3 separate regions of the Homo sapiens genome follow, and all the other regions are linked to region 3. Evidence: chromatin loops called from intact Hi-C (ENCODE). Cell type or tissue: IMR-90. All regions are shown on one strand.

Region 1 (8,000 bases), 240 kb after region 3:
ATAATGTATAATAAAAAGCCTTTAACTATCAGATTCCATTTTACCTAACCATCACCCCCAACTAATCTCCCTATCTTTCAGTCATTTCCTCAAGCTGGCTGGACTTCTACTTGTATTTGAGTCTTTGTTCAGGGTATTTTAGTCAACCTGGAATTTTCACCCCCTCTCTCTTATTATAATTTTATTTTTCTTATTAGGACTCATCTCAAAATTATCACCTCTGAATTCTTACCAAGCTCTCTTATCAATATAGGAATACAAATTTCCTATTCTGTGCACCCAAAGCCCTTTGTCCACATCTCTCTTGCTGGAACAACACTCTCCTAGTATTATAATTATTGGTATCATCTGGTATTATAATTGTTTGTTTCATCTGGTATTATAATTATGTGTTTCTGTGTCTATCTTCTCCACAACACTGTGGTCCCTAATGAACAAAGTCCATGACTTTCAGATTTTTGTATGCCATCCCACAACTCTTGTGTCCTGCATAAACCTCAACAAATGTTTTGAATTTAGAGAGTTTGGAAAGAACAGACGAAGTGGTCTGGTCTCAAGTCTACGCCTCCAATCTTCTGTGCTACAGATGACATTGCAGAGCACAGTGGTGGCCAGAAAATTGAGCAAACTTAGAATGGGTGCTTTGTTTACTTTTTTGCATTCATAATGCAGTTCTAGGATCAGCATTCAATCAACAATTTCACTGAGGTTGGCTGGAAAAAGTTTCTCCCTTTGGGAGAGAAGTTAGCAGTTAAGAGGATTCCTTTCTGCTTTTGGAATTAGGGAAATATTTCCAATTATGAGAGACCACAAATGGGTAGATGATATACTAAGTGGGAAGGATGCAGATTGTCTCTTCTCAGGATGAGTTTTAAGGAATTATTTCCAAATAAGACTTCATGTATTTCCTGATAACAAACCTTGATTTTCAATAATTGCTCCTGAGTGTAGAACAGTACAAATTAATAAAATATTTATTTGCTAGAGCTCTTATATCCTTGAATTAATTAATCAGCAAGTGAAATCTCTGAACCCCAAGTCTGAGAATCTAGAAATACTGTTAATTTAGAAATATCAGCAGTAGCAGGAGATATTACTTTTAAAATGTGCCCCACATTTAGTAAATGCTTCCCCTGAGGGCACTTAACTCCTAAAAACCATATGTCCTGTTTAGATTAATATATTATAATTAAAGTTTCCATGGCTGTTTAAGCTAGCCATCAGTGTGGAATCATTCAATCAATGCAGCCAACACTGCCTAAGAATCTTCTAGGTGCTAGGCACTAATGATACAGATCCAAGAAAACGAAGTTATTAGAAAATAGGTGGCAGTAACCCTTGAGTTCCCCGGTTACTGTCAAAGATTTCAAGAAATCAGAAAAGCAACATGGCATAGTACAAAGAGCTTTGAAGCCAATAAACTGGGTTTATATCCATACTCCATTACTTATTAGTCATGTAACTTTAGGCAAGTCACCTGATATCTCTGGGATTTCTTAATCTTCACAACAGGGTGAATACTACCTATGTAATGGAGGGGTGAGGCAATTAAATAATATATGAAAAGCATTTAACACAGTATCTATTATGTAGTAAATATTCAATAAATATAAATATTTCTATTTATGATGATGAATGAAATATGGTATTTTTCAAATCAACCTGTCACATTTTTAAAACAGATGTGCATAGAATGGCTTGCTTACAAACCCAGTGAAGTTATAATATAGTCTCAGAGCCAAAGAACTCACAAGGCAGAGTTCTCAGCTAATGGATGAAGTGTTATGACAACCAAAGTATTAAGCTGGATACCATAATATGAACTTTTCATATTGAATCAATTTGTATGTGGAAAGTAGTAAATGACCTTGATGAATTTTGTTTTAAAACAAGAGGGCTGGTTTTCTTTACTTTTTATTATTTTTATTTTTTTTATCATGAAGGTCTAGTTGTTCTGAAAAGGTTCTTTGACCCTAGGACTATATTTCCATTTAAAAAAGAAATTTCTGATATTTTTGTATGATACATGAGCTCTGGAGTTTTAAATGAATGGCAACTAACAAAATGTTTAAAGGGTTTTAGCTGCAGATCTAAATACTACCTAAAAAATACACAGAAATATTTCCTTTGCATGAAATTGCTTAATCTTAGGATATTGAGATGCTTTCACATATAACAGTCATGTTTATTAAATGGCTTGACTGTGAATTTTTGGTATAGTAACAAACAAATCACTATGATTCATAGTGACTTTAAAAAATCTATGCAAGTATTTTCATTGTTTCATGTACATTATTTTTAAATTTTCTTTTAAATTATTATACCTTACCATTTTACCTTACTAAAAATACAGTAGGGGTTTGTCCCACCAAGTACACATTTTATTGGTTATTTAAATAACTAATTTAATTACACATATTTTTCAACTAACACTTCCTGAATTTGACCCATTTAGCTTCATTCCTCTCTCTGAAGGGTAATGGCTCAGATTTTTGTAACTTATTTTAAATATGTAAGTTTTATAGTGAAGCAACATAATATTTGGATTATCCTTTTTATGTTATGTGAGCCAGTGGATAAGTACTTCTACTTATATACTCCCAATTATAAACACACAAAATTTTTGCTCAAAAATGCTGCTAGTATGAATTTCAAAAGGTGTTTTTTTCCCTTAAGACTCTTATAAAATGTGTGCCTGCTACCTCTGTGGTATGGCATTTTAGTTCCAGCAACTACACCTTTTTCCACCACTTGAAGATGCTGTATGTCTAGAATAATGTTGTCCAACAAACTTCTTGCCATGATGAAATGTTGCATGAGATCCAATATAGCAGCCACTAGTCAGATGTTGCTAATAAGTACTTGAAATGTAATTAGTGTGACTGATGAACTGAATTTTTTACTTTACTTCATTTTAATTAATTTAAATCAAAATAGACACATATGGCTAGTGCCTATAGTATTGGACAGTGCAGGTCTTGAATGCATGTTGAAATAGCTGGAGCAGTGGACAAGTATGGTTACTATGTCCTCACGCCCCACTTCTTTCTCAAGCTATTCAATGCTCACCCATAGCAGAATATAAGTCAAGGCTCATTTCTTCCACTGACCACTCTAATCCACAGGGATTATATTCTTCTCTGAAATTCTATATAGTTAGCTGTGTACAGGAAATTGAAAATTTAGTGCCAGATTATACCTTGCACAATAGTCTAACTTTAATATGCCTAAGTTTTAGCATAATACAAATAATATTACCATCTTCTATTCATTGAAAGCTTATAGTACACTTTATATATATCTTATTTCATTTTCATAATAGGCTTGTGAAATATGTATTATAATCTCCATTTTACCTATGAGGAAATTGTGGCTCAGAAAGATGACTAGCTCCAGTCAAACAGCTAGTGAGTAGGAGAGCTGTAACTTGAAATCAGATTCATGACTGCGTAGGGACTTTGTAGGCAGGCTCCTATGAGATACGTAAACAATTTGAGTATTGGAGCCATCATAATAAACCTAAACTTGTCTGAGAAAAATACATTGTAACAATTACAGCTTAGTGGGAATAAAAGTTTGTGATTCAATTTAAATAAAAAAGTATTTAATTTATAGTGAAAGACCATCCCATAGTTCTTCCATCAGAGACTAGATACATCACTTTCTTAAAGACCAGTTGCTCCCTCTAGTGAGCATCAATAGGAATGACATGCCTAGCAGTATTTAAAAGTGACAATCTCAGCAGGAGCTGCACCTTCCTTAAGGATGTCTTGGAAGTTTGTAGATGTGAATTTTAGTAATTACAAAAAATGAGAGTTGCTACTTTTATTAGGTGGTGTCATGGATGCTAGATATCATACTATCCAAGGGAAGTCTCCCTCAACAAAAAATGCTCTCCTTCCCAGAGGGAAAACCTATTTATATTTATCTGAGCCTCGAATTTAACATTTTACATATAAACACTAAACATGTTTACACTGATTTAATGTGCAATAAACTTTCCAGGAAGGAAATTATGGTATTTCATCTAATTTGAGACATCAATTGTAAAACAAAGTATTATTTAAGTATCACCAAGAAAGGAAGACAAGGAGAAAAAACACTGCCAATTAAACTATGACATGATGCATTCTTATACATAATTATTTTATGTTTTTAAAAAGAACTCTTTTAGGCTTTAGACAGAAATAAAATATCATACTTGGAAATAAATGAAAGGAAAGGGAAAAGCAAAATAAATTGTTAAGGTATTCATAAAACTTCATATTCACAAAATTTACTGAAAGTTTGGCTCAGAGGTGTCAATATCCATATTTTTTTCCAAGCAATACTATCCTCTCTGCTATCAAGTGTTTTGATGATGCAATATTTCCTAGAACAGTGCTCAACTCTTCTGTCTAGAAGAGTTTTAATTCAAGCCAGGCATAAATTATTGTAAGTTTTGATGTCAGTACTTTTTTGAGTCTTTCAAAGAGATTAATGGAAAGTTTTAAGGCAACAAACAGCACATATTCTTTCTTCAGATGATCTTTAGTTTGTCCAGAAATTGGTAACAATAACCGGATACACACATGCTCAGGCAGTGATGATGGTAATGATGCAATGACTGACACATGGCTGACAGTGCTTGTAAGACACATCCTGATTTAAGAAATGTGAAATGTATTTCCTATAATGGAAGAAATACAGTAACATGTACCAAGGGGAGCTTTTCCTTTTTCTTTTATAGAACTTAACAAAGATTGGGTCACCATTTCAGAAAACCTCATCACCATGGTATTTGAATCACAGGTAAAACATACCCATATCAGTCTCCATCCATGGTGATTATATCAACAAGTATAACTTTCTAATCACTTTGCTATTTCTTACAGTGTAGGCAATGTTAATGTCCTTACATATCAAAATAGACAATATTATAAATTACTTTTATTTCTCTTTTATGATGTGATTATATTGATGTTTTTCTATTTACCTGTGTAGGCAGGTTATATTATCTATAAATTTCATTTAAGGAAAGTAAAGACTCTTTTAGAAGATATCTGTTATAAAAAGATGGCATTCAGTCTGATAGAGTTGAGAAAATACTGAATTTGGGGATCATCAATAACTGCTTCTCCTCTGAAAAGAAAGAAAATAATTGGGTACTTTCCTTACAAATATTATATTAATATGCTTGTGGATAGGGGAAAGAGGGAAGAGAGAAGAAAATTGTGTATCAAGTTAACATCAATGATGGTTACACATTTTAAGAAAGTGAGTTCACCTTCCATTCACAATTGCTTCAAAGAGAATAAAATACCTAGGAATCCAGCTTACAAGGGATGTGAAGGACCTCTTCAAGGAGAACTACAAACCACTGCTCAACGAAATAAAAGAGGACACAAACAAATGGAAGAACATTCCATGCTCATGGATAGAAAGAATCAATATCCTGAAAATGGCCATACTGCCCAAGGTAATTTATAGATTCAATGCTATCCCCATCAAGCTACCAATGACTTTCTTCACAGAATTGGATAAAACTCCTCTAAAGTTCATATGGAACCAAAAAAGAGCCCGCATTGCCAAGACAATCCTAAGCAAAAAGAACAAAGCTGGAGGCATCACACTACCTGACTTCAAACTATACTACAAGGCTACAGTAACCAAAACAGCATGGTACTGGTACCAAAACAGAGATATAGACCAATGGAACAGAACAGAGCCCTCAGAAATAATACCACACATCTACAACCATCTGATCTTTGACAAAGCTGAGAAAAACAAGAAATGGGAAAAGGATTCCCTATTGAATAACTGGTGTTGGGAAAACTGGCTAGCCATATGTAGAAAGCTGAAATTGGATCCCTTCCTTACACCGCATACAAAAATTAATTCAAGATGGATTAAAGACTTAAATGTTAGACCTAAAACCACAAAAACCCTAGAAGAAAACCTAGGCAATACCATTCAGGACATAGGCATGGGCAAGGATTTCATGACTAAAACACCAAAAGCAATGGCAACAAAAGCCAAAACTGACAAATGGGATCTAATTAAACTAAAGAACTTCTACACAGCAAAAGAAACTACCATCAGAGTGAATAGGCAACCTACAGAATGGGAGAAAATTTTTACAATCTACCCATCTGACAAAGGGCTAGTATCCAGAATCTACAAAGAACTTAAACAAATTTACAAGAAAAAATCAAACAACCCCATCAAAAAGTGGGCGAGGGATATGAACAGTCACTTCTCAAAAGAAGACATTTATACAGCCTACAGACACATGAAAAAATGCTCATCATCACTGGCCATCAGAGAAATGCAAATCAAAACCACAATGAGATACCATCTCATACCAGTTAGAATGGCGATCATTAAAAAGTCAGCAAACAACAGGTGCTGGAGACGATGTGGAGAAATAGGAACACTTTTACACTGTTGGTGGGACTCTAAAGTAGTTCAACCATTGTGGAAGTCAGTGTGGCGAGTCCTCAGGGATCTAGAACTAGAAATACCATTTGACCCAGCCATCCCATTACTGGGTATATACCCAAAGGATTATAAATCATGCTGCTATAAAGACACATGCACATGTATGTTTATTGCGGCATTATTCACAATAGCAAAGACTTGGAACCAACCCAAATGTCCATCAATGATAGACTGGATTAAGTAAACGTGGCACATATACACCATGGAATACTGTGCAGCCATAAAAAAGGATGAGGTCATGTCCTTTGTAGTGACATGGATGAAGCTGGAAATCATCATTCTGAGCAAACTATTGCAAGGACAGAAAACCAAACACTGCATATTATCACTCATAGGTGGGAATTGAACAATGAGAACACTTGGACACAGGGTGGGGAACATCACACACCGGGGCCTATCATGAGGTTGGGGGAGGGGGGAGGGGGGAGGGATAGCATTAGGAGATATACCTAATGTGTAAATGACGAGTTAATGGGTGCAGCACACCAACATGGCACAAGTATACATATGTAACAAACCTGCACATTGTGCACATGTACCCTAGAACTTAAAGTATAATAATAATAATAAAAAAAAGAAAGTGAGTTCACACTTGTTCAGAGAGTACAGGCTTTTGAGACAAACTTTCTGGGTTCGAATCATGGGTCTATTACTTTCTGTACCATTTTGGCCAAGTGACAGTCTCTCTTTGCCTCAGTTTCCTATTGAGTAACACGAAGGTCATAAATGCAATTACCTCATGGGGTTCTTATGACAACTAAAAGATGTGACACACTGGATGTTGTTTATAAAAGTGGCTGGTACATCAGGAGCAGTAAATAAGTGAAAGCTATCATTAATTATAATGATAAAACCTACCTTTCTGCAAAACAAAAATGTCTGAACTTCCGCTAAACTCCTTGCTACCTGAGAAATCATTCCCAAAGAATCTATGATTCCTTGATATTATGGAGAAAAACCTCAGGGTTTTTTGCAGATGTTTTCCCATAGAACTGTATTAGAAAAGATTCAACTATCTTTGGGGGTAGTGAAGTTTATTGTCAATTACAGAAATGCTCTGTCATGGACCAATTTATCCTATATTTTAAAGTGCAAAAAAGGTGATATATGAAGCATAGCCAAAATGTATTTCCTCTGCAAATAAAATATGCCAGTACAGATACACTGTTGTTTTTGTAAGATAATTTGAGGTTTATTTTATTCAAATGAACAAATATTGTTAAGAATCTACCCAAATCTAGCCGGGCGCAGTGGCTCATGCCTGTAATCCCAGCACTTTGGGAGGCTGAGGCGGGCGGATCACCTGAGGTCGGGAATTCGAGACCAGCCTGACCAACGTGGGGAAACCCCTTCTCTACTAAAAATACAAAAATTAGCCGTGTGTGGTGGCCAGTGTCTGTAGTCCCAGCTACACGGGAGGCTGAGGCAGGAGAATTGCTTGAACCTGGGAGGCAGAGGTTGCAGTGAGCCAAGATCATGCCACTGCACTCCAGCCTGGGCGACAGAGTGAGACTCCATAA
Region 2 (8,000 bases), 88 kb after region 3:
CACTGTTTTGTTATAGACGATGGTACTCAGGTTGTTAACATTTGACTTGCTCATCTAACCAGGAGCCAAAGAAATAATCAGATTTTTAGTAAGCAAAATATCAGCCATTTTTATTTAATAAATAAATTAATACATTTCAAGTGTTTGTGTCTATAGTTGACTTGAAATTATTTTGGGGAAGAATAAGACAACAACCAGATTGATGGCTGACGGCATGATGTTGCTTGTTTTAGTCCCTGTTTGTATATATCCCCCAATCCCCCAACCTAAGGTTTGTCCGACAAGCAGTGAAAACTCAAAGCAGGCAGTGTTGATTTTGGCAGTGCCCCAACTTTCCTTAAAGTAAAGAAATGCCAAACAAAGTGTTTCCTCAACTGTCAAATGGGAAGGCTGAACTAGATCATCTTTGGGGTCCCTTTCAATTCTAACATGCTATAATACATACTTCTAGTTCGTTAAAAAAAAGAAACAGGCATGACCTCTTTAAAAACCACACACATACATACATTCGACCAAGAACTGACAAAATTCAATGAAAAGTAAACCAAAAAAAATTTTAAATCTGCCTTAACAGAAAAAAAAAAAAAGAAGAAAAACCAAACTGGAGTTCCATTTATTCCTTCCATGTAAAGCTGGGTTTAAAAAAGCAATATGAGTGACAAATGATTGACTGCTTGAAAGATGTATTGATTGTGAGATATTTTCTAGTTTCTTCTGTATCTCCACATCTTCTGTTAATAATTATTCTAGCTAAATCTTCTCTTCTTTAGGAGAGGATGATAAAGTAGGTTTATGTTATATAAAGCATTGGTCAGCTGATTGAAAGCGTTTTACAATGACTCCATTCACTTCAACCACCTGAAAAACCACAAACATTTATGACAGTCTTAAAAGTCCAGGAAACAATACTAAATTAAGAGATGGAGACTGCAGATAAATATATTAGTAAATAATTTGCTTTTATGTTTATGAAGCTCAATCAAAGTGACTCACAGTTTGGGTGCAAGATGAGAGTAGACACAAAAAGCAGAAGTCTGGTTTTGCAACTGATTATTTTATGATGTCTGTAGGCTGTGCTGCAGGATCCTAAACTATGACAAATAGTTATAGTAATTTCTAAAATGTGAGGATGTTCAGTAGTCTTTTTTTTTTTTTTTTTTTTTGAGATAGGACCTGACTCTGTGCCCAGGCTGGAGTGCAGAGGCCTGATCTTGGCTCACTGCAACCTCTGCCTCCTGGGACTCAAGCAATCTTCCCACCTCAGCCTCCACAGCAGCTGGCACTACAGGCGTGCACCACCACACCCAGCTAATTTTTGTATTTTTAGAAGAGACAGGGTTTCACCATGTTGCCCAGGCTGGTCTTGAATTCCTGGGCTTAAGCTATCCGCCACCTCAGCCCCACAAAGTATGGGATTACAGGTGTGAGGTACATCACCTGGCCCAGTAGTCTATCTTTAACAAAGATAATCTACTTTGACAATTTTTTTGCTTGTTCACTTAAGTTTCATGAGATTAAAGGCAAACAATTATGGTGAAAGTTTAATAGTTTTGATGTAACTATGCTTATAACTCAGTATTTTTAATGATTATAATGTAGCATTTTGAGCACTCTAAATAATTAAAATTCAAGTTTAGACATTGTTTTATTTTGAGTTTTATGCTCTAATCCATAATTACTGTTGGCTGTATGTCTCTGGTCACAGTTCTTAGCCTCTCTGAACCTAGCTTCCTAATTTATAAGATGGGGCTGTAGCTATTATTTTCCTTACAGTATGCAGATGCGTACAAATTTCTTCAAACTTTGCTAGGCTTCAGTAAGACTGCTATTATCATTGCTATCTAGTAAGCTTTAGCATAATAATGGCGTAAACTTGGACTAGGCAATGTTTTTATGAATTTTAGCACATTTTATAAAATAAGCCTGCATGTGGGCTCATTGCATACCATTTAAGAAACAAAACTTCTTTTACAGAATTATATTCTTTCATTCCCTACTTCTTCCTCTGACATCCAAATAATTTTTTTAATTAAAAATGACCTATCTTCAGTAGTGAATTCACGAAGGTCCTCTCATCATCCATAAGACTCTTAAAACATGCACTAGGCAACAGGTGCCATGGTTGACTCTCCACGTGTGCAGGTGTCGCAGAAAAGCCAGCTGAATAACCAACCCTCCCAACCACACTGCTTGCCCACACCCTTGACACCCACACCACATTGTCCTATGTTCTCTAGGAAGTCTGCTTTGCTGGCATGGCTATGCTTTCTCGATTGCACAGTGTCATGAACTCACAAGGCATTCTTATGGGCAATGGCTGAAGTTTAGCAACAGTCTGCTGATTACTGGTGGTTTACAACATCTCACACAAATGGTGTGTTATTTTAAGTTGTGCTTTGGAATCTGGGCTCTCGATCCCACTTGGGACCACCCTGTGTTTAGCAATCATATAAGCAGCTGCTTGCTTACCTTGTTAACATCTGTCTTTCACATGTACCCTGTCCTGGAGATTGAATTTTAGGCCTCCACATAGCTCAGAGGTGACAGTGTTGAAACAGCTCTAGGATCTAGCTGGAGCATCTCTCAGGGCCACAGTTCACAGCTAACTGAGAGGTTAGTGATGTTAGCTCATTATAAGAACTATGTTCTATCTTATCTCATTCAGGCTGCTATAACAAAAACACCATAGACTAGGTGGCTTACAAACAACAGAAATTTATTTACCACAGTTCTGGGGACAGGGAAATCCAAGATCAAAGCACAACAGATGTGGTATCTGGTGAGGACTCACTTCCTGGTTTACAGATGGCCATCTTTTCACTGTAGCCTCACATGTTGGAAGGGACAAGGGACCTCTCTGGGGTATCTTTTATAAGGATACTACTCCCATTCACGAGGGCTCCACCTTCATAACCTAATCACTTTCCAAAGGCCCCACATCCTAATACTATCACATTAAGGATTAGGTTTCAACATATTAATTTTGAGAGGAGGCAAACATTCAGTCTGCAGCAAGCTCAATGTTAAGGTCTTCTGGGACCACAGTCTTCTGTACTCCATTCAGTCATTAATCCACCAATTTATTTATTCATTCAGGCAGTCAGTCAATTCATCAAGCATTTTTTGAATACCAAATTTTTCTGAATGCATTTTTTGAATGCCAGGCACTGTGTAAGAACCATGTATATACAACGAGCAAGAGACACAATCCCTGCCCTAAAGGATTGTAGTCCAGTGACTTTGTGTCTTCTAAGAGTGAGCCACCTAAGGGCAGTGTTCAGTAATAGCAATCAGTTTTCAGTTGTTATTGCAATTGATATTTCAACTGTGATAAAAAATTCTGTGAATTAATCTTTCAAAAGAATCACGTCTCCCTTTCATCAGTCCTTTTTGTATCAAAAAATACGGAGGTTTGAATATATAGAGTGCTCTAAGAATTCTCTTCAGAACTCTACTAAATGACCTGGATCCATTCTTTTGTCAGTAAAACAAATACCTTCAAGAGAGGAGTAAAGGAGTTTAGAAATCAAGATTATCAAGGAGACAATAAACAGAAATTCCTTTTATTTTACTGGAGGTCTCTGATCCTGGACAAAAATGGTAAACAGCAGAGACTGAAAAGTACAAAGTAAGGAAAACTGACAAGATGTTTGCTTTACACAGAAAGGTACTTCTAGTGTCCTGTTATTACCATTTCTTTGGAAGAAAAAGGAAGTGCCTAGACCATTGAAAACGTTTTTTTGTTCAGAAAAGAATTCCTAAATAAATACTAAACACACTTCTCATTATTTAATTTGGAATGTGCTGGGCTGACTGAATGTTTTTAGAAGCTCTTTTCTTAAGAAATTCTACTGAAATCATAGGGACATTCTTTGATAAAGACTTCCCCATAACAAATTTCTAGAGATATGCAGAAGGAGCAGCACTTTTACTTTTCTGATTTAGAAAGTACTCCAACTGCCTGCATTAATCACAATGCTTATATAATTGAAACTATTTCTTTTTTAAATTAAATGGAGTGAGGAAAAGAGACCCTCCTGCCCTGGAGCCTGGTCTACTTTTCCAGTCTAATTTTCTATCACCCGCCACTACATACACACCCTGTACTCCAGTTATACCATTCTATGTGAAGTCCCTGAACAAGGCAAGCTGAAAACACAAATGGCAGAAATATTTGAACAATTTCCTGGGCTTATTAAGGGATAGCCAGGGTGACGGCAGCAGAGCCATGGCAGGCAACCATGCTCTTCTTATATTAAATAAGACTCAGACATATATACCATTAGGGATCCTTGACTCATTATCTTTCTGATCAATACTTCCACAAAATATTCATTCCTTTGGCCACACATTTTGCCTGTGGGCTAGGAGTTAAACATTCCCTCTCCAGACTTATTCAAGGAGCTAATTGTCTTCTACCCAGACTATGGAAATGGTCTCCTAACCTCTTCCCCATTGGGTCCACTCTCTACACTGAAGCTAAAATTGCCTTTCTAAAATGCAAATCTGATTATTTAAAAAGAAAATTCTTTAATGGCTTGCCATTGCTTGCAGCGATTTCTAAGCAGAGGGTACCCCCTCCCTGCCCCACCTCACCCCAGGGAGTAAACATATGGAATATGGGGGGCATATCAGAGCCATCTCAGGGATTTTTCAAAGTTTCACATACACACAGGTATATGTGGCATCATCAACACCCCTCACCCATGTCCCTTTTGCTCCCATACACATTTCCTATCCCATGAAAATCGCTGCCATGCTTGTTGAGTGATGGGTGTTATGTTGTAGCCCTCAGTTATGCTGAGGCATAAAAATGGTTGAGCAGCCTCATGGCAGAATAAAGTCCAGATTCCTTAGCATGTCCTACAAAGTCCTGCACAATAGCCTCCCTGCTTGCCTTTTCAGTTTCATCTTCACCCATTCTCCATCACACACCCTGTGGGCCAACACCACCAGTCTGGAGAATTCCTGAACCAGGTTTGCTTTTTCGTACTTTTTTCTTTATTCTATTCCATTTACCCAGAATGCACTTCTCCTCTCACACAGCTAGTAAATTTCTGTTTAACCTTTAAGAAGGCACCAACAATTACATCTTCAGCCACAGCCTGCCCCTGGATTCCAGGCTGGTACATCTCCACTTGGATTTTTAGAAAGTATCTTAAACTTAACATGGCTAAAACAACCTCCTGGACCCGCTTCCTACTACTTATTCCTCCTGCAGTCAGCCACATCTCAGTTCATTGCAACTGACTCCCCAACTCATAATCCAAGTCTTTGCTGCAGTCTGTGAGAGCATGTATGATCTGATCCTATTCCTATCACCCTCCCCTCCCCCACTCTGCTCTAGCCACACTGGCCTCCTAGTCCTAAATACACCAAACACATACTGAGCTCAGGGCCTTCGAACTGCTGTTCTATCTGGAATGCTCCTCTCTCTTAGATGTCCCTGTGATTCATTCCCTTATTTCTTTCAAGTGTCTGATCATAAGTAATCACATCAGAAACCACTGTTTATGGGACAGTACCAATTCACCATCACCTTACATCCCCTCCCCTTGCTTTATTCTCCACAGTACTTACCACTACTTGACATCCTGCACTATTACTGTTATTATTTGCTCCCACTAGAACATAAACTATACAAGGGCCAGCTTTTATTATTCCTATTCTCTACCATATCTTCAGTTCCTAAAACAATACTTGGCATATAGTAGATGCTCTGTAAACATGTTATTGTCATTCGTTATTTGTTAACTCAACTGAAAAGTGCTGTGGGACTTCCATTTAAACATACTGCACTCAATATATAAATTTCCTTCAGTTCCTTCCTAAAACCCCATTAAATTAACAGCAAATAGATTTTCAAAATGACACAGAGAATGGAAGTGGAGACATCAATAAAGCCTAACCTGATCACCACATTTAAAATTATGGCCTCCTCTTCCCAGTCTCCTTACCCTGACTTTTCCTTCCATAGCACCTATTATCTTCCAATAAGTATAAAGAATGGGTAAGAGAGCTAAAGCTTCATTAGTAGGCAGTTTTAGACCTTATTGTAAACAAGTACACAATATATGTAACAGCCAAAAGAATTAGAAATTGGTTACTTCTGGGAAGTACAAACTAAGAATGAGAGGGGAAGGGACAGATAATTTATTGTTTTGTTTTTTAAATAAGGCTTCTAGTACTATACTTTTTCAATCATGTATGTTCATAATTTATGCCAAATAAAACTTCAATTAAAAAAATCCCAAAACCAAGAGGGAAACTGTATATGCAAGAAGAAAAGTCATAATGCAACTTTGTCTATTTTTATTCTTCACATAGTGACTATGTCTTGTTTAACAGAATTTGAACATATTAAAATAGATGACCAAATACTAAATATTTAGACTATGTAGTGGAACACATGATTTATATCAGTCATTTCTTGAAAACTTATGAGTACTTCATTGACATTACATGCATAAAGCAAATATCTAGCTGAAACATTGCTGAAAAAAAAATACGTCATTTTGCCAGTAAATTAAATAAACTGCAGAAAGAAACTACTTCTCAACATGAAAGTAAAGAGAAGAGAATCAAGGCAATGGGCTTTGCCACAGACAGGGAATACACAGCGAACAGGGAAAGGATCAGGCCCCCCTTGCTTGAGGCTTGCTTTCCTCATCTGTAGATTTAGGGGTCTCAATCAGGTCATCTCAAGTTCCCTAAACTTGCTTAAAAAGCATCAAACTTTGAGTTAGACCTTCAGACTTCCCTAACTCCTTTTTTCCTGAATTAAGCTATGACAAAGATGACCATATGTCCCAGTTCACCTAGTATAATCTCGATTTATATCTGTTGTCCTGGAATAACAATTAATTGCTCCTCCTTTAACTCTCAAAGGTATCTCCAGTCGGAAGATAAATTACATGCCCCTCATACCTATGACTATATTCATTTTAATCTTGGTTTAGATTTTTAAGAAAACACACTAATTTACTTTTAAGCCTACAAATATAGCATTTCATAGCTTGCTTTCTCTTAACACTTGGAGAAATTTCAGATTCTTTTGTGAGTGGTTTGTGAACTATCAAAAATTTTTTTAACTTGGCCGGGCATGATGACCTATGCCTCTAATCCCAGTACTTTGGAAGGCTGAGGCAGAAGAATCGCTTAAGATGGGAAGTTTGCGGCTGCAGTGAGCTACGATCACGCCACTACACTTCAGCCTGGGTGATGCAGAAAGGACCGTGTCTCTAGAAATAAAAATAATTTTTTAAAAACTGAGTAAGTCAAATGTAAATTTTCCTTTTCAAAAACAAATTATTCAGTATGCAAAACATTCTGTTAAGACATATTTTCTGATAACCTTAGAATACGTGGTACTTAAAAACTATGACTAAAATATTTGTGGAAGAATTCATTATCTTAGGTGATACATTTTAACAATTAAAATAGTTCCAGAACACGGTCTTCCACCTGACTTTGACGATTAAAACAATGTTGTCAAAAGAATGTTCTCTCTGAAAATTCTGGGTCTCATCCACCACCATAGGTCTCATCTACCATCAACTGAAATAAGCTAATCAGTTATAAACAAGGGAATATACTTAAAAAAAAAAAAAAGAGAGAAACACGGTCTCACTCTGTCTCCAAGGCTGGAGTGCAGTGGCACAGTCATAGCTCACTGCAGCACAGAACTCCTAAGCTCAGGCAATACTCCCACCTCAGCTTCCCAGGAATATACCACTTTTACTGCACTGACAAGCTCTGTATGCTAGTGATTCTCAAATTTTCTTTAAGGCTAGGACCAAGAGTCCTGCCAATCCCCTGAACAACAGCTCACATATTATCAAATGAACTTGAAACATTCCTGTCATAGTGAGCAGCATTGAAACAGATTCCATAACTGATTACTCAGTTTCAAGGGAGATTTAACATTGCTTTGTTTTCAAGTTACAAAAAGTTCCCTAGTTTTACTCAAATATGCACTATCCCTGATTAAAAAAAACATG
Region 3 (8,000 bases):
ACTATGGTAACTGTTCTGAGAAAAATTTTGCAGTTGGTCTAAATGAAAATGTGTAATATTCAGTAGAATTACCATAGCTGATTTTAGTTGTAATAATGAAATATTAGATAATTCAACTGTTACTTACAGACCTATATGTCTTTCTGTTTATTATAAGGGAAAGTAGAAAGTGCAATTGCACCTGTCTCTGGTCAAAGAGCCAAAAAACCTCCTTAGTTATACAAAATATATTTTAGGGTTTCCAAACACATTTATGATAAAATAGTTTCGTTATTAGGAGAAGCTAATTAGAGATAAACTTGATCATTTAAATCAAGATGATTATAAAGGCTAGGCTTGACAATAATTATAATAATGTTGCCTTTTGAAAGTAGTTTGGACACAAGGAGCTGTGATCCTCACCAGTAGATGAGCACTGGCCTAACCATGTCCAATGTAGTGGAGATTAAAAAGGAAGAGTCCACATCCTGCTGATCCACATTCCCACTGTGTGACTCCAAGCAAGTTGCTTAAGCTGTCCAAACTTTGGTTTCCATATTTGTCAGAAGAGACCTCTTTCAGCTGTCATTCTTCTGAATTTCAGGTGTTATTTTCACTAGCTATCATCTGCACATTGAATTATAATCATAAATAGCTGAGTGTGGTGAATGTAGCTTCCAAAGCCTCCTGCAGAGCATCCATCCATACCTTCTAGTTACTGACAATGTTTATAACTGCTCGGCCTTGCACAAATTATGTTTGTCAAAGTTGAGAAGCTTTTTGCTCTCAGGTCCATGTCAATATGATGATTACTCTGAGGGACGTGGGGGAATTTATCATTTTTCAGTGTAAATATCACATTACTTTGTTGTCACAGTAAGAAGGGATTTTTAAATACAGCATAAAAAGACTTAAAAAACTTGAAACCCCGATTTTTAGGTTTAAAAAATCAGCATCTAATATACTGTACTTGTTGGAAATTCTGGAAAGCAAAAGAAGAGAACTTTTCTTTTATAGTATAAATTGAAATTTTACCTTAATTAAATAATGTGAGCAATGATTTTGGGGGATGAGTAATAAAAAATCAAGGAAATGATCATAGGAAGCAATATGAATGAGGGTGCCTAAAGCAGGGAAGTAAATCTAAGTGGTGAATTTTGTAAGCATAAACTCTAGGACAAAAGATTTAGGCACATAATCCAGAGAGAAAACAGAATAGCAGGGGGAATTTTTTTCCCAGTGGGTGAATCATTTTTATTTCAATAAAATGTTCCATTTGAGATTAGAGTTGAGTGTACACAGAAAAATTTCAGCAAATCATACTAGTCATATTTTTTTTTCTTCTGCTTCTGATCTGAATGCACAAGACTGCTATGACTGAATCTATAGGACGAATGAAAATATTTCAAGCCAAAACTCCTGAGCTGCTTTAGAATGGAGACAGCATGAGGGCTATAGATTTCCAATCTCCAATACAGATTTGAAGCACTGATTTGACACTTCAACAAGGATGTCCAAATCTGATTTTATTAGACATTTTCAGAGGGGAGTCCCACAGCTTGGAAGGCGAGCCAGAGAGGTTTCAGTCAGGAGACAGGAATCACACAATCATTTCAAAATGAAAGGTTGAATATAAAACATTATTAGCTATTTATAGGGGATTAGCTACTGAGAAAGGGGAAAAAAAAAACGCACTACAGAATTTATGGGTGAGAGTTGAGTACCCAAAGGAGGAATCCTTTTTAGACAGAGTTCCACTTCTTAAGGCTGGGATTCAAATCTTGTTGGGGAAGGTATGATTACAGACTATGGATAGTGGAGAAGGCTGCTGTGTTGCTAGACTCAGACTGCCGGCAGGGAACAATGGGCTAAACCTTGCAATCAGGAAACTCACATTAGGGTGTAAGTGGGCTGATGGGGACAGTAAGAAAACTATAAGCTGGAAGTAGCAAGTTAGGAAGGAAAGGCCACTGGGTATTCTATGCCCTGCCAGTCACAATTCACAGCAGGAGCAAGCCAACAAAAGGCACGCTAGAGACAGAAGAAAAGCCCCTTCTTCCTGCAGTGTCCCTGCAGCACCTTCTTCTGGCCAAGGAGAAATGTCTGCATGATGGAGCTCTAGCGTTACAAGTAGGGCATTGAACAGCAGGTTTTAAGCTGAGAGGCAATAATCTGACAACCAGTACAGAAGGCATGAGCCGAGCCAACCTGATTGTTACTTACATTTCTATTGCCGTTTTAAATTTTGGTGGCCTCACGTTTGACCCTATCCTACCTGCTCTCTCACGCTGGAATTATTCTGGCCACTCAGTGCAACTCTAGCTGTCTGGTGGAAGGAAGAGGTGGCAAATGAAGCCACGTGTTTTTCTTGCTAGAGTGGTGTCAACTTCTTGCCACTGAAGACACAAAATAGGCTGAAGAGCACAATTTTCAGTGTGCAAACTTTTCTTCTGAAATAAAGACTTTTTGTTAAATACTGTGAAATTTGTTAAATACAACCACTACCTCTTTTTTCCTACAAATTTCTTCAACTTCTGCAACCAAATCTATGTTCGCTTTCTCAATCCCTCCAATGACTATAAATCTACTGTCTCTATTTGACTGCTGTTAGAAGTGCTGTTAAATGACACTGTGGCCAAGAACTCCAGAATATCACCCGCCAATAATTTATACTTTCTTCCGTGGAAGCCCAAGGTGGTGATATGCAAGGATAAATGGCAGACTGGCCCTTAAGCTACCACCCAGTGAAAGATGTAGCTGGGGGCTTAGACTTAAAGCCTGCCAGTGGGTCTCATAGGCTTTAAATTAACCAAGTTGACGTTCTGAAATGTTCATTAGATCTTTCTGTGCCAAAGGGAGATAATTAGTTTGCATTATGTGAAGCAAGAGTTGTAATGTTAAGATAAGTAAGCAAAAATGACAAAGCAACTTTGTAAAGGTAAGGGAACCCATGATTAACCTTACTTAACCTACCTTTATTATGAAAGCAGAGCAATGTAAGTCTGCATTTTAGTTTAATGTTTTAATCAGTTTGTGAGATTCAATTTTATCGTGTTTTGTGCCTGTTGATCTTCCAACGATTTGCTGTTGACCAGCTTATTTTGTACATAGTTCCAGTCTACATCTAAAGAAAGCAAAAATGTTTCACAAAAGTGGAAGTAATACAGTTTCCCAAAGTTATGATAATACTAGTAAATTTTGTTTAATTTGATTCTTTATTGTATTAGCCAGTGAAGTTGCCTTTCATTTACAATTTCATTTCCCCATCAGATCTGTAAGTTTTTCCAAAGGAGGGATCATTTATAGCATTCTTGGGATTTGGTTCACCAGGTAAATCCACACCTGTTGACATTTATTAAATACTGTTAAAGTGAACTTAGAAAATACTAGAAAAACCGGCCGGGCGCGGTGGCTCACGCCTGTAATTCCCTCTCTCAGGGAGGCAAGACGCGGAAGGATAGCTTGAGCCCAGGAGTTCGAGACCTGCCTGGGCAATATAGCGAGACCCCGTTCTCCAGAAAAAGGAAAAAAAAGACAAAAAAGAGAGAAAATACTAGAAGAACTTTTCACATCTACACCCTGTTGCTCCTCCTAGTCTGTCCAGAAGAGGGCAGTGCTCCACATTTGTCTTTAAATGAAAGACTCCTACCCTGTCTGCTCAATACTAACACTACATGCAGAAGCAGCCCTCTTATTTCAAGCAATTTTCATTACACTGAAAATCAGTGCTCTAAAAGTACCTGGTTGTTCACAATAACAAATCCACAGCAACAAGATTTAAACTGCGGTAGGATCCTGAACAGGACAATAACTGATTCTTATTAAATAATGACAGCGAACTCAACTTGGTAATTTTATTGAAACATTTGTTTTTTCCATTATTGTTTATTATATTATATTTTAAAATTAAATATAAATTAAATATAAATAAATTTTAATTATATTAAATTGTATATTTATTATTGTTTTTTCCATTATTTATTATATGAGTGTAGAAGGTTTCAGAAGAGGGATATTCATTCTGCTACTCTGAGGTCAACTGTGATTTAAAATGCAAATATTAAGTAGGTAACCAAATCATTACATAGTGCATTTCATATTATTATGGAAAATGCTTGAAAATTATCCTAAAATTCATCATGGAGCCAAATTGTGTTAGGTAGACTCCTTTAGGTTACCAGCATTTGGTTTATGTCAGACCTTTAGGGTTTATTGTAGAGATATTCTGGGACACGATAATCAGACCCCATGAAAGAACCAAAATGGGAAAATCCTTACAGTTTTAGTCTATCTTGAACCCTCAGCAGCAAGTCTTTGTGGTTCTCTACTTCAGTCCTGTGCCATTTTCATGACTCAACCCTTCTCTGCTTGTTCTGCTCTTATAATTACCTACTAATATCTTTCCATTTTTCTTTTCCTTCTCTCCACCTCACTGCTTCTGGTGTTTCACAGTTTTTGTTGCCTCATGGCTTCTGCTTACTCTCTTTTCTCTGGGTGTCATTTGCATTCTGCCCAATCACCCAAACTGTGACTTTCTCTATGTGTTTCATATTTAAAGTCCCAAAAAGAGAGTCTTTAACCTGTCCAGCCAATCACTAGCCCTGTGTTAAGTAGAGTTTCATGCTAGGTCACTTCCAGGGCTCTAGCCAAGCTATGAACTGACTGTCCAGGCTCACAATGCCCACCCTAATCCATTAACTGTGGCCAGAATGGCAGGATAATTAGATAGAACATGGTGATCATAGGGAGCCCCTCAGGAAGGGAATCTGGGTATGAAAAACATTCCAAGATTTTCCAAAACAGGGCAAAGTAATTGACAAATATCTTGTTCTTCTTGTCTAGGAAATTAGTAACATATATATATATATATATATATATATATATATATATATATATGAGTCTCACTTTATCTATGAACCTTCTGCTCACATTATTTATGTTACTGATGCTGGTGTTTGTTTTTCTTTGTTTCAGAGCTAGAATTTGGGGCACGTAACTAGTGTTGCAGACTCCATTTAGTATGCTAACTGTAAGGTATTGAAGTAGACAAAACTGTCTTTGTTATACATTTGCAGATAATAATAAAGAAAGCAAACACTTCAAAATAAAATGACTCTGCACTTGGAAGCAGTCAAGTGAAACCACATTGTTAATGCAAAGTAAATATTTTAGACCATTAGCAAGAGTGGGGCAGACATTATTCAGAACAGTGAGCTCAGAGGAACGCTTTGGTAGAAGGGAGATAACTAAATTCTCCAAAGAAAAATGATGTTGTGCTACAATAGGTAGTATTAGGTTTCCCTTTGAACTTCTTATAAAGGAACCAATTACAAAAGTTTGCTCTGGTCATCTAATCCTGTGGGGCTTTTTCTTTTGTTACTCTTTTTTCTAAGTCTTTTTCAGTCCTTTCTCTTGACATTCTGTGTGTTTTCTTTTTTCAAAGAATGTTAGCAGAGACAATCTGATTTTTAATGTGAATAGGAAAAGTGCCCAGATGAAATGAACTTAAACCAGGGCATTCAAGTCAGAGACAGTAACATATCTTAGGCTGTTTTTTCCTTTTTCTTAAAAAGGAGGGGGGGTGGTTTGTTCCTTATGCTTCTGTATTTTACTTACTTTGCTTTTTTTTTCTAATTATATTTGGCTTCCTTCATTTTCTAAATAACATGCATCTTAAAAACAAATACTTCTCTAAAAGTCACCATATTTCACAATTCTGGGTCTAAGTCTAGATGTAATGCACCCAGTATGATGCACAACACTTGAATTTTGCTGCCATCATAATGCTGTGCATAAAATGGGGAGGCATTTTTTTTCCTGTCCTCTGAATGTTCTTTCTTTTACTAGGATGAATATGTAAAACTCAGTTTTAGAGTTGCTTTCCATTCCTCAACCCTCTTCCGCACACACTCCTCTTACACACAACTTACTTTATGGTATAGGCTCAGAAATGCAGCCTGGGGGCCATAAAATAAAAGACCTGGAACCTGTTTATTTTCATTCAATCTCTGCCCTTCACTTGGTTAAAATCTCTCACTGATATTGTGGAGACTGATTTTTGCTGATGGTCCTCTCAAAAAGTGACTCATTCATGCTGCATTCACCTCATGAGGGTGGAAGGCACATCATTGCAACTGCCTACCTGTCAACCTCACCAGATGACATGTAACTTCTGCCTTGCAGGACATGGAGAGGGGGTTCTGTGCTCTCCACATAGACACTGAAGGCAGATACGAATGGTGGACAACTTCCACTCAGCTCCAATCTACTTTACCTCGAGCAGCACAGTGCTCTGTCTACCAAAAGCAGCCTGACAGGAAATCCCTAACTGTAGGGTGGGAAGCAGGAGGGTGCATGGAGGCTACCCCATATTTCCCTTCCATTAGACAGCCAACAGTTGTGACTCTGTTAGTTACAAAGATTCTAAAATTTTTTAATATCTCGCCACTGTCTTATCTTAGAATAACATGTAAATAGATATTTGAGAAATTAGCTGTTATTGTACATGCCTCCCACCCCAGCCAAAAGATTGAAGTAGGAAACCCAGGTATTGGAACGGAACAGAGTCCCCAGGGTCTAGTGAGATTTGCAACCCAGGCATTCCTTACCACGCACAGAGCTGAAGGGTTGCAGCAAAGCCAAGTGAAAGGCTCAGTTATTCACCTGAAGAGTCAGGACAAATGTGGAGAACACAGGTTCACAACAAACCAGGTAGAAACAGGAGACCCGGTCAGAGAGAGCAGTTCTCAGCACAGTGTAGGCAGGGGAGGACCCAAGGGTAAAACACCGTATATGCCTCATTCTCAACATTTTTCTAAGATTACTAATCCCTGTAATCCCTCAACAACTACAACAACAAAGGAAACTTATCAGATAAGCCTAAAAATAAAATCTTTCTTTGCTCGTCCTGTTTTTCAAAGGCTAACTCAAAACCTAATTGTAAGAGCCTATTGAATTGCTTTTCTTTTTTCCACTCTTTTCAACATACTATATTAAAATAAAATAAGTGGGAGCCCTTGGTAAACAGGAATTGAATTCCATGGAAGTCACAGCCCAACACAACACAACATTCCAGAGAAGGCTGGCATCACAGTTAGCTGAATGTCAGACCATTTTCCTATTTAGTAGCAGTTTTGAGTAGAGAAGGGAGCGGAAATCAATTAAAAGGAAAGAAAAATTCTTTGTGGTAATAAAATTCTCAATATTTAAAAAATGATGAATATTCACAGCAAAAACAATTTATAAATTATTTTAAGACATCTTACAATTTGGGCCAGAAATATGGCAGATAGATTATTAAAAACATGAAACTTGTTTAAACAAGCATAACCACTTAGGCTTGTTTCTCCCCACTGAATAGGCAAGAACTGCCTTATGTAATCACTCACCCATTTGGTCTATTCCGCTTTGTACCTCTGGGAGGGGTGAAAAAGGAAAAATGTAGGAAATTTTCTTTTGTGGAAAAGCATATGTGTACAGCCACAAGCTTTGTGGATTTTGAGACTGATTGGATCAAACCCAGAAGGCCACATCCACTGTTTATGGCAGAGTTCCAACATGAAGGCAAAGCACCTGCAGAGGAATTACCCTTAAACTTTTATTATGACTGCATTTGCATAATATTATTTTTTCTTTCATCACAGAGAAGAATCTCTTAGGGGTTGATTCTTAGTAAATTCTGCAAGTCACTAAATAACTTAGCACTGCCTCTCACCTTCCTTATGAATGTCCATCTTCCATTTTTGTTCATAATCAGGACTTACAAGAAATCTGGCTGCATGTAGATGTCATTTTTGCTCTATTACTAAAAATACTCTAAGGGAGAAGTTTTTTTAAATTTTACTTTATGTTCTGGGATACATGTGCTGAACGCGCAGGCTTCTTACATAGGTATACATGTGTCATGGTGGTTTGCTGCTCCTATCAACCTGTCATCTAGGTTTTAAGCCCTGCATGCATTAGGCATTGGTCCAAATGCTCTCCCTCCTAGGGGAGAAGTTTTGAATCTTCCGGGTATCCCA

Evidence for each region. Hi-C counts contacts between places; a loop is a spot of excess contacts. Peaks named below come from ENCODE experiments on the same cell type or tissue, not always from the same donor. Only the 100,000 strongest peaks of a DNase experiment are listed, where the experiment ranks them.
Region 1: it touches region 3 in a loop (10-fold over the local background); 89 of 110 quality-filtered maps call a loop at or near these places.
Region 2: a loop joins it to region 3, with 4 times the contacts of the local background. A loop is called at or near these places in 38 of 110 quality-filtered maps.

Annotation. Positions count from the first base shown.
Region 1 is chr6:116,283,563-116,291,562 of GRCh38, reverse strand. It overlaps a transcript of DSE not described here. Among named protein-coding and RNA genes, the nearest start is that of TSPYL1, 7.6 kb to the right of the region's middle. In IMR-90, a CTCF peak has its summit at 3,693 (motif pointing left); a DNase peak (open chromatin) is centred at 3,662.
Region 2 is chr6:116,439,557-116,447,556 of GRCh38, reverse strand. DSE (dermatan sulfate epimerase) reads right to left here. Exons shown (of 6, transcript NM_013352.4): 6 at 2,696-8,000. Among named protein-coding and RNA genes, the nearest start is that of CALHM6, 18 kb to the left of the region's middle. In IMR-90, a CTCF peak has its summit at 3,277; no DNase peak of the experiment used is centred here; H3K27ac peaks cover 308 bases.
Region 3 is chr6:116,527,778-116,535,777 of GRCh38, reverse strand. The region is part of intron 3 of TRAPPC3L (trafficking protein particle complex subunit 3L); the gene reads left to right. It also overlaps a transcript of CALHM4 not described here. Among named protein-coding and RNA genes, the nearest start is that of TRAPPC3L, 14 kb to the left of the region's middle. In IMR-90, a CTCF peak has its summit at 3,588 (motif pointing right); DNase peaks (open chromatin) are centred at 3,607 and 5,057; H3K27ac peaks cover 210 bases.